2 separate regions of the Homo sapiens genome follow, and region 2 is linked to region 1. A link is a loop called in an ENCODE intact Hi-C map of the cell type or tissue named here. Cell type or tissue: B cell. All regions are shown on one strand. Links, peaks and the distances in the headings refer to the core of each region. The heading gives the core; the rest is flanking DNA. Region 1 overlaps MYCBP2 (MYC binding protein 2). Region 2 overlaps MYCBP2 (MYC binding protein 2).

What was found. Hi-C counts contacts between places; a loop is a spot of excess contacts. Peaks named below come from ENCODE experiments on the same cell type or tissue, not always from the same donor. Only the 100,000 strongest peaks of a DNase experiment are listed, where the experiment ranks them.
Region 2: it touches region 1 in a loop (2.1-fold over the local background); 1 of 110 quality-filtered maps calls a loop at or near these places.

Annotation. Positions count from the first base shown.
Region 1 is chr13:77,181,934-77,187,327 of GRCh38, forward strand. It overlaps MYCBP2 (MYC binding protein 2), which reads right to left. Exons shown (of 83, transcript NM_015057.5): 31 at 3,938-4,130; 32 at 3,170-3,444. Among named protein-coding and RNA genes, the nearest start is that of MYCBP2-AS2, 100 kb to the left of the region's middle. RefSeq lists an enhancer at 2,853-2,902. In B cell, for the core only: no CTCF peak of the experiment used is centred there; a DNase peak (open chromatin) is centred at 2,678; H3K27ac peaks cover 2,782 bases.
Region 2 is chr13:77,263,013-77,268,406 of GRCh38, forward strand. MYCBP2 (MYC binding protein 2) reads right to left here. Exons shown (of 83, transcript NM_015057.5): 8 at 4,829-4,925; 9 at 917-990; 10 at 639-777. Among named protein-coding and RNA genes, the nearest start is that of MYCBP2, 61 kb to the right of the region's middle. In B cell, for the core only: no CTCF peak of the experiment used is centred there; no DNase peak of the experiment used is centred there.

The DNA.
Region 1 (5,394 bases), core at 83-5,082:
AAAAATATGGCCCCCCAACCAAAAAATATAGCATCAGTATAATCTAAGTTTCTGAATACATAAAAGGTAAACCATCTTTTAAATTATACCAAAATTTTCTGTCACTCTGTCATTTAAATTGTCTTGTTATAGAATAATACTACATCTATATATTTAAAAAATTGTTTAAGTTTCTATTCAATGAAGATGAAAAATTAAGTCTGGTCAAGAAAAATCAGGCTCCTGTCCTCTAGTAAATGAGCATTTTTATATTTTCATATCCTCACAATCACAGTACTCTCTAGCACTGTTTCAAAGGGAGATGCCAAAAAGGCCCCAATTAGAATGTATCTAAGGTATTTTCAATAAGGACTGAGACTATTTTTCTCAAATAATAAATGATGCAAATTATAAATCTGTGCTATTACAAGCACATTTCACTAAGGTCACAAAATTATATTATCACATTCCATAATTTACCAAGAAAAATTAGTAGCATACTTACAAAATTTCATAAAAAAGCATTAAAGCCAACACATGATATCCTAATTCACAAAATTGTGTACACATTACCTAGTCCTTCAAACATCTGTGTTACAAAGTTAAGCATAAAAGCAGAGTAACATTCCATATGTTAAACCAACATTTGCTAAATCTAGCCTGTTCTGTAGCAAAGAAGAAAAGAACCATATCAGACTGGGAAGGTTCAGAGTGAGAGAGTAATTAAGTTGTGCACTAGTCCAGGCAATAATCTTGCCCCTGGAAATTGAGTGGTAAAACATACTACTCTGCTACATGGATGCAAAGTTGCCTGGGATGCATTAGTGATGACAATGATTTTTTTCACGAAGGAGGGCGGGGAGGCCTAGGACTTCCAGTGCACTGCTGAATATAAGTGGTGAGTGTAGATACCACGTGTCTTGTTTCCAAACTTAGGGGCATATTCAGATTTCACCAGTAAGTGGGATGTTGTTAGTGAAGATTTTTTTGTAAATATCTTTTTATCAGATTTAGGAGTTTCCTTATATCCTACTTTCCTGAGAGGTTTTCATCATTGAGTAACTGCTAGTTTCATCAACCACTGTTCCTGTAGCTATATGGAGGAAATCATCAATTTGCCTTCTTTTTTCAGTTAACATGGTAAATTACATCGATTTTCAATTATTTAACTAAGTATTTCTAAGATAAATCCCACTTGGTTATGATATATTGTTTACATGTTCAATTTGGTTTGATAATATTTTTAAGAGCATCTATGTTTCTGAGTGATATTCATCTGTAATTTTTCCTTGTAGTATCTTAGTTAGGTTTTGGTATAGGATAAAGCTAAACTCATAAAATTAGTTGGGAAGTGTTGCCTCCTGTATTTTCCAAAAGACTTTGTAAAAGGTTGACATTATTTCTTTCTTAAATGTTTAACAGAATTCATAAATGACAATATTTGGACTTGAAATTTTCTTTGTGGGAAAGTTTTTGATAATTTTTAAATGGATATGAGGCAATTCAGATTTTTCTATTTCTTAATGTGTTAGTTTTGATAAAATTATATTTTTCAAGGAATTTGTCAACTTCCTCTAAGGCTGAAAAATTCACCAGTATAAAGTTGTTTATAGTGATAGTCCCTATTTCTTTTTTTTTTTTTTTTTTTTTTTTTTTTTGAGATGGAGTATCATTCTGTCACCAGGCTGGAGTGCAGTGGCACAATCTTGCCTCAATGCAACCTTCACCTCCCGCCTTCAAGCAATTCTCGTGCCTCAGCCTCCCGAGTAGCTGAGATTACAGCTGTGCACCACCATGCCTGGCTAATTTTTGTATTTTTGGTAGAGACTGAGTTTTGCCATGTTAGGCTGGTCTCGAACTCCTGACCTCAAGTGATCCACCCACCTCAGCCTCCCAAAGTGCTGGGATTACAGGCATGAGCCACCGTGCCCGGTGAACCCCTATTTCACTTTTGATTATGGTATTTCATGTTTTTTCTTTCTCTCTTCTCTCCCAGTCAGGTTTGCTAGGAGTTTACCAACTTTTTTTCTTCAAAAAACCAACTTTTAGCTGTGTTAATTTTCTCTACTTTCTATTTCATTGATTTCTGCTCTTATCTTTATTATTTCCTTCCTTCCTTCTAACTTTGGGTTAGATTTGCTTTTCCTTCTAGATTCTTAACATAGCAGCTTAGGTCACTGATTTTAAACCTTTCTTCTTCATATAAGCATTTAAGGGTATAAAGAGCTCTTTTAAGCAATGCTTTAGCTAAATCCCACAAATTCTGATATTATGTTTTTATCTTTCTATGTGAAACATTTTAAAATTTCCTTTATAACTTCTTCTTTGATCAACTGCTTACTTAGAAGTGCTGTCATTTTCCAAATGTTTGGTGCTTTTTCTGGATATCCTTTGCTATTGATTTTTACTGTAATTCTACTGTGGTCTGAAAATATATTCTTTCACATTTTAATCTTTTGAAATTTATTAAGACATTTTATGGTCTAGCATATGATCTACCTTAGTGAATGGTCCCAAATATTTCTTTTAAAAATCATGTGTACTTGAAAAGAATATGTATTTTGCAGTTTCATATCCTGTTTTGTAAATGTCAGATCAAGATGGTTGACAGTACTGTTCAAATCTGCATCGCTGATGTTTTTGGCCTAGTTCCTCTATTAATTACTGAAAGAGGAGTGTTAAAGTCCCCAGCTGTCAATGTGAATCTATTTCTCCCTGTAGTTCTGTCAGTGTTTTGCCTCAGGTGTTGTGAAACTCTGTGACTTGGTGCATAAAGGTTTACAAAGGTTGTGGCTTCCTCATGAATGAATGAACAATGCTAGTATGACTGTTCTCTCAGCTCTCTCTCCTTCCTGTTCTCACAGATGAGGGTGGCGGGGGCCTCCTGGTGCTATCCCTGCTCTCCCCTGGTCACTATGGTTCTTTTCCTCTCTCCCTCTCTCAGAATCACTCACTCCAATTCAAAAACCAATCAGCAACTGCACAATGTGCCTACCAATTTTGTAACTAAAAGATGATGAAGCAGATTTAAAAAATTTTAAACTTTGCTTATATAAGTCATGTACACCGAATGATTTCCTAATTTATCTTTTATACAAGTTAAGAAGATATGGCAACTGCAATTTATTTTCTTGAAGAGTATTAAGCAATATATCAGATTTTCAACTAACATTTTACAAACTTAAATTACCTGATCCAAACAATTCAGCAGATCACAAAGGCAAGCCCACTGTAAGGCAGGAGTTGGGTAGAAAGAATGAAAGCAGGCAGTGAAAGTATTATGACATTCCTGAAGGACAGCTTCTAGAAGACTCAAGGGTTGACTGAGATATCCTTGAGGATCATTATCCAATTTCACCATGCAGTGATCAACTCCTTCTGATAAAATTTTTCTTAACAAAGTTCTGGTTTTTCCAATACACTCTGCTAATTTGCTAGTTTCTTCTACAACTGCTTTTCCTGTAGCTTTGAGGGGGAAAAAGCAGATTGGTAATTAAGCAAAATATTAAATATGCATGAAAACAATCAATATAATTCAGTAATTCCCTATACAGCTAAGTATCACAAGTACTAATATCTTAGAAATGAAACAACTTAGAGATTAAGTGTAGTCCCAATTTTTAATCTAAATGGAAGGGGGAATAAAAACCTAGTTTCAGCATTTAAGTCCAAATTGCTTGTTCAAAATATTTCTATTTGACAGAATTTGTTTAAAATTAAACTTTATTAGATTATTTAACTTTGGCCCACTATTACTTTTTGTATCAGAATGACATGTAATCTATTTTACTCTTTATAAGCAAATACATAAGCATCATAGCAAGCTGACTTTCTCCCCTCATTTTAGAAGCAGCTTAAATGCAGCTGGGGGGCATAAACTCTCAGTTATCTCAAAGTAAATCTTCTCAATGTCTCTAATATTTTCTCCCTATAGTCATTTAAAAAAAATGCATCATACCTGACACTGGGTAAATTTCACAGGTATAGACACGCAATAACCTCAGACAACAGGTACCCACAAAGCGCAGTCTCTCTAAATCTAGGAGTGTAGCTGTGAACTGGAATCCTTTTAATCCTCTAAGTTCTTCAACTCCTAAGACTAAGGTGGTCCAGCTCCAGTGAAGAATACTCAACAATGACTCAAAACATTCCTAATCCAGAATATGAAAAAACAGACAACAATTAATTCAAATGATACCATAAACGGAATCAAATGGAAAGGCAATGGTAGACAACTTCAAAACTTTCTTTTGAATTTTTTTACTGAGTTTTTTAATTGAATTTTTTTTACTGAGCCCAAGACACTTTTATAGTTCATTTATTAAATTACCCTCAACAGTAACTTTGAAGTTTGTTACAAAAAAGGTAAAGTAGTTAAGCATTTCTAAAAACAACATTCTTCAATATTTACCTATTTAAAAATAAATTTTTCAGTGTTCCTGCTACCCAGCTATCTAGCTTATCATATAAACAAGGGAAAAATGAGAAGCACTTATAAAACAATGCATGTTTACTTGAAAGAAAAATAAAGCTTTTTACAGTCACTGTAGTAAAAAATAAAATAGAGTTTTAGTGTTAGATATCAGTAACAGTATCAAATAACTTATTTTATGTCTATATATTAAAATTTGCAATACAAACTACAGTCAATTTTTGATAAATACATTAATAGAAGATAAAAATTGACTAGAAAATACTAAAAAATTCCTATTTTGATTATTTAAAATTCTAGCATATGAGTTTAAGATGGTAGATTTTCTTTGCAGTTCTAGTCTTCTGGTTTTATCATGGTTAAATGACAACAGATACCACCTGAATCTCAAAGCAGAGCACTTACTGCCCCATTCCCACCAAATCCCAGAGCTCCTGAAAACGAGTTTATAGATTCAATTTTTTTTTTTTTTTTTTTTTGAGATAGAGTCTTCCTCTATCACCCAGACTGGAATGCAATGGTGTGATCACGGGTCACTGCAACCTCAACCTCCTGGACTCAAGCTATCCTCTCACCACCCCCTCAGCCTCCCAAGCAGCTGGGACTACAAGTGCGCACCACCATACCCAGCTAATTTTTAAGTTTTTTTAGATGGGGGTTTCACTATATTGCCCTGGCTGGTCTTGAACTCCTGAGCTCAAGCAATCCTCCTGCCTCGGCCTCCAAAAGTGCTGGGATTATAGGCGTGAGCCAATGTGCTAAGCCCTATAGTTTACCTTTTAAAGAAATGACTGAATAAGTTTTGTATATAAAGTCTACAATTACCTAATGGCCACAAAACCACTTAAACATAAATACAAAGGGGTTACCAAGCACAGAAAAGTGAGATCACTAAAGAAAGCATAACAGAGTCAAAGATCCTTATTTGAATCAAAAGATACCAAACTCAACTTAAGACTAATAGGATGCAAAGTTACCAAGAA
Region 2 (5,394 bases), core at 75-5,074, 81 kb after region 1:
TGGAGTGGCATGGCAAGCCAAAACTAAAACTCTCAGGAGAACTCATGATCCTAATTACTTTTACAACATTACAAAAGTAAATAATCTAAGCCCAAGAAATACTCTGTGGTTATCTGTATTTCTCTATCCAAGTGAAAGATTACTGATCCGTGTGTAAGGCCAATTACCATTTTGACAATCTATGAGATCATTCTATAGTTACCTTGAAAATCTATTCAAGTAAAAACTTTAAAAATTTCAACGAGAGAACTATGTATATTGTTGTAATAACATTTACAACGTAAGTTTTCAAATTTTTAAATAGTTGAAAAATGATGCAGCATATAAACTAATGACATTCACCAATATCCATCCATAATTCTCATTAAATTTTATTTTCTTTTGCTCTATTCAAAGCAAAAAAGAGAAATTATTAGTCAATTCCTTAGAATGGTCTTCAAATATCATACTTTGTTTAAAGACTGTGTTTCCCAGTTATTTATTCATATTAATTCAAAATTATCCTTTATATTAATAGTAACAGACACAAAATAGCTGCTACAACATAAGCTGAACTGGTGAAAACACAATGTTCATTTTTAAGAGTATGAAAAATTGAAAATTAAAATATAGGGAAAACACTTAATTTGCTATCTTACTTATAATATGCAAGTCCTTTTCCAGATCGAATAGTGAGATACCACAGGCATGTAAGCATTTTCTAGCCAGTTTAAGTTGCAATTCTTGCTGTAGAACAGGTTCAGTGCTTGTGGCAAATATTCTGACAACAAAGCCATCCTAAGAAAAATAAAACATCCACAGCATTACATTACATAAAGAGGTCGTTCAAGGCTCTACAGTCTATCTAATAAAAGCTAAATAATTTAAGGAAAAGGAATTCCATTTACACTAGCTACTTAAGATTCAGGATACTTACATCTCTTGAAGCAGCTATCTGATTAATATATTCTCCATCAGTGAATAAAATATTTTGACCTTCAGTGTGGCAATCTGTGCAAAAGAAAAAGTATTTATATTACAATACAAGCAAACACCTTGCAAAATGAATTTACTCCTCTGTTGAAGTCAAAATGAGAGTTCTCCACGCAATAAGGATAAACTCAAAAGGAGACTGTGCTTTTTAATAAAGAATTATAAATTAGCAGAAACTAATTCAACTAATCATACTTATTACATTTTTGCTTATATTTATAAATCTTCCATAACCAAGGACCTGAGATCCCACCTAATTTCAAAATGAATTAGTATTAGATATAGTCTGACAGTAAACATGCACCACGATGAACAAACTATAATGTTGGTTACAATCATTTCAATACAATCACATGCAATGGAGGCAACACTCTACTCTCAGACATACATCACAGTCATTAGTGTCACAGAAAAATACGACCTAAAGCTTCTGTATTTGACATCTATTGTGTCCAACTACAGATATCCCTTGCTTTGTAAAATGGATATTCAAAACCAGTTGTACATTTCCCACTTAAAAATTCAATGTTTATTCACAGCATTTTTAGCATTTAGTGTGCTCTAAACTTTTTAAATGTTTGTCCAACAAGAGCAGACAAATATATGCTTATGCTTTTATTTTTATCTCAAAGCAGTCATGTATCTTGGCTAGAATACCATATTTCATCAATACTGCATGTATCTCCATAGAATAGTACACCATATACTTTGATCAAAATAATGCACAAGCTCAATTGTAACAAGGGATACCAGTATTACAGAAGGACCACAGGAACACGTGTTAGTGATTGCTACTAAATAACACAAAACTACAAGCAAAATCAACATCAAGGATAAATTCTGTCCTTTTGGAAAAACAAATTTTCAGCAAGCAAGTTAAAAGCACACACACACACACACACATACTTCCCAAAATAACTGCAGAAAACTAGGATGAATCTCTCCATTAATCACAATACCAAAACAAAAAATAACATTTCATTTCTAGTTGCACCTGAATCAACAAAACATAAAATTCTGATTTTGAAATGCAGTAATGGAGCCCACCCGAATAAGCTGGATTATTCTTTATCTTTGCCCAGGAGCTTCATACTAGCATACTTCCTTATCATAAATATGCAAAACACAGGCAGACCCTTACCAAATAGAGAATTCAGGGATCACAAACTGGAAATAGAAACTGGGAGACAAGGCCCACTGGTAGCCCAAGAGACTTGGTAATCAAAGAGAGGAGAAATCAAAAGAAAGAGTTCCTAGTCCACTGTACAGAACACAAAGAGGCGCAAGAAAGATGCTTCTCAAGCTCTAAGCAGTAAGATTTTAAACTAAAAAGCAAAGAAGAAAAACTCATTATAATTTCAGATAAACGCAGGGGTGAGGAGTGAAGCGGCGCAAGAAGAGTAGCAAAAAGCCTCATGAACTGAGGCAACCTGTCACCAGACATGGAGAGAAAATGACATAAAGATACAATCTGTAAGATAAGCCGAGGTTTAAAGAATAAAATGACAATTATCAGATAAAAAAAGTATGTTTTAAGTTCATCAAAACAAGGTTGAAATACTTTTTAAATAAACTATACTGTAAGACAAGCTGGAACATGAAGCTCAAGGAATTACCTGATTTATGTCAACTTGAAACATGGTATTCATTACCATCTATAAACCTGACAATTTACTTCTGCTCCTTGATTGGAAGGCTACAGAGCAGAGCTATTCCTACCCACGAAAAACAAAAAGTGCTATTGGATGAAAATTCAGTCCAGGTCAAAGAAACAAGAAAATTACAAAAGGCTTCTTCAGGCTTGAGGGAGGAGTCTTCTGCCACGTGATTTCAAGATTTTCTCTTTATCCTTTCTTTATCCATCATGTAATATTTTAAGCTTGTATCTTCAGGAATATATCAAGCAACATCTGCCAGTTCTGAAGACAAATATGGGACTATCTTCCTGAAGTTTGGTTCATTCTTCACCACTAATACAGCACACACTTATGAAACACAGAAAGCCACACTTGTATTGTTCAAAGTTGCATTTCACAAGTTAAACAAAGCAACGAGATTTAAACTGAATAAAGACATTAACGAGTAATTTTTTTATCAAGGCAGAATAAATAAAACAGCTGTAGGCACATATTTTCAAATTGTCTTATCAATAAGTCACAGTCTCTATTAAATGTGCAGGGTTTCTCAGAAGTAAATCCTTGATATTAGTACCCATGTGTTATAGCGGATGGGATGTGTCAATTTAGAATTTTTCTTCTATGTCATTATCCTAAAATGACTGGCACAAAGACAGCACGATAGGAACGCTCATTACAGTGTAATTTATATAGCAAAACCCTGGAAGGCTTTCATTCTCAAACATTAATCAATGGAATATATTTTGTAACATTTAAGTGACATTGTAGAAGACTATTTAATGACCTAGAAATATTTTCAGAATATTAAGTGAAAGAGATAGATTAAAAAAGCAATATGTAGCATATGATCACACTTTTTTACAAGTATGGACATATACACAAAGGAAAAATACGAGAAGGATATTTACCAATATGTTCATAGTGTTTATATATGGGAAGTGGGATTATAATTATTTCAATTCATTCTTTTTTGTTCATATGATTTTTATACAACAAACATGATTACTTTCAATATATGTATAAATATGTGGGGGGAGTGTGCATGTTATTAAAAGTATTTTTTAATATTATTGTCATTATTATTATTATTATTATGACCAAAGACATGGTCCAGGACTTGTAATGAAAAAAAAAAAAAAAAAAAAAACCCTGTAGACATATCTGAAAATAGATGGTTATTTTCAAAATGATTTTATTAAGTCATCCGCTTTCCAAAGCTCCTCTATTTCTGAAATGGACATGAAATGTCATATTTACTTTAACATAGTGTCATGTACACTAATATGTATCTATGTATATGTAGTAAGGTTCAAATAAATGTTTGATGAAATTATTAAGATTATATTTAAAAATAAACATGCAGCCCAGGAGCAATTATTCTTCTCAATGCACTCTTCAGAAGTAGCTCTCACTTTCAGATGGTCAAACGCTTACAAGTAATATTGCTACTATGAAATTATTGACAGACACATTAGACACTCAAGATTTTAATATAAACAGCCTCAGAAAGTATCAACATTATAAACAAATTCAAAGATCTTACAATAAAGAATATGCATTTTTCCAGCATTCATCAAAATTGGAGACCTACTGCCTGATAATTTAGCAGTGATTTAAGTGAATATATAAAAGCCTCAAAATTAAAGCAAAATAAACTGTGTCCAAAGACCTTTATCAAAGTATTAAGAAGCATAAGAAGCATAAATGATGAAATTAAAAAAAAAAATTCCTGACCTACCCTAAACTCTCTGTCTCTGAAACCCCTTTAACATAAAATAAAATAAAATAAAATTAAATTAAATTAAATAAAATTAAATTAAATTAAATAAGGAGGAAAACCCAACTGCACTGTTGTTAAAGTAAAAATAAACAGAAGGTTCTTTATACTGAGTCACATGAGAGCCAGAGTTCTGATTTTTATTAAGAGCAACACAGTTACATCACCCCACTAATTCAGCAGTGGTGGGGTGAGGTCAGAGATTAGGCCATAGACGGCCAAGTTTGAAAACAAATATTAAAACTTGTTATATTTCTATGTCTATTCTCTTGATATGTATTAACTTCACGTAGACTATAAAATGCTTTGTATGTCAAGATTTTTAAAACCCTTTTATAAGCAAGCACTATCCCTTGCTAATCATTCTTTATGTGTCTAAATAGCTTAACATGCACATTTCTTAAAATTGCTTGTGGAGAAAAAATGACTACTTGAAACATACCTGGTAACATCACAGTACCATCTTGCTCCAGTGTTTCAGGGCTTATCCTTATGGCTGTCATGCTGTGGTTATTCACATCTCTATATAATAAATAACCCTGATAACAGCAAAAAATTTTCCTGTTAAAATATTTATTACTAATTCAGCAGAAACAGCAGCCATACAGCTCCATATTACAGGTTTTTGAGGTACAATAATACATCAATATTGATGTCTAAAAGATATTAATGATTAAAAATATAAGAACATTCCTCTCAATTAGAGGAAAAGTCATACATTATTGAAAATTGATGTAACATATTCCCAGAAACATAATTAGGTATACTAAACAGGACAGTACAGTTACAAACATTTTGTTCAAAATGACCATACCACTTGCCAAGTAAATAATATGAATGATCACTGTTACTTTAACAAGTACTTTAAGAAAAATAACAAGTATTGAGTTTGCTATTTGAAAATGAATAGCATAGTGGTTTCAGAAGGTGTGGTATGCCATTGAACACACTGCTATAATAATATACTTTCCACGGCATTATTTCTTAGATAAAACACAATAGAGTGGC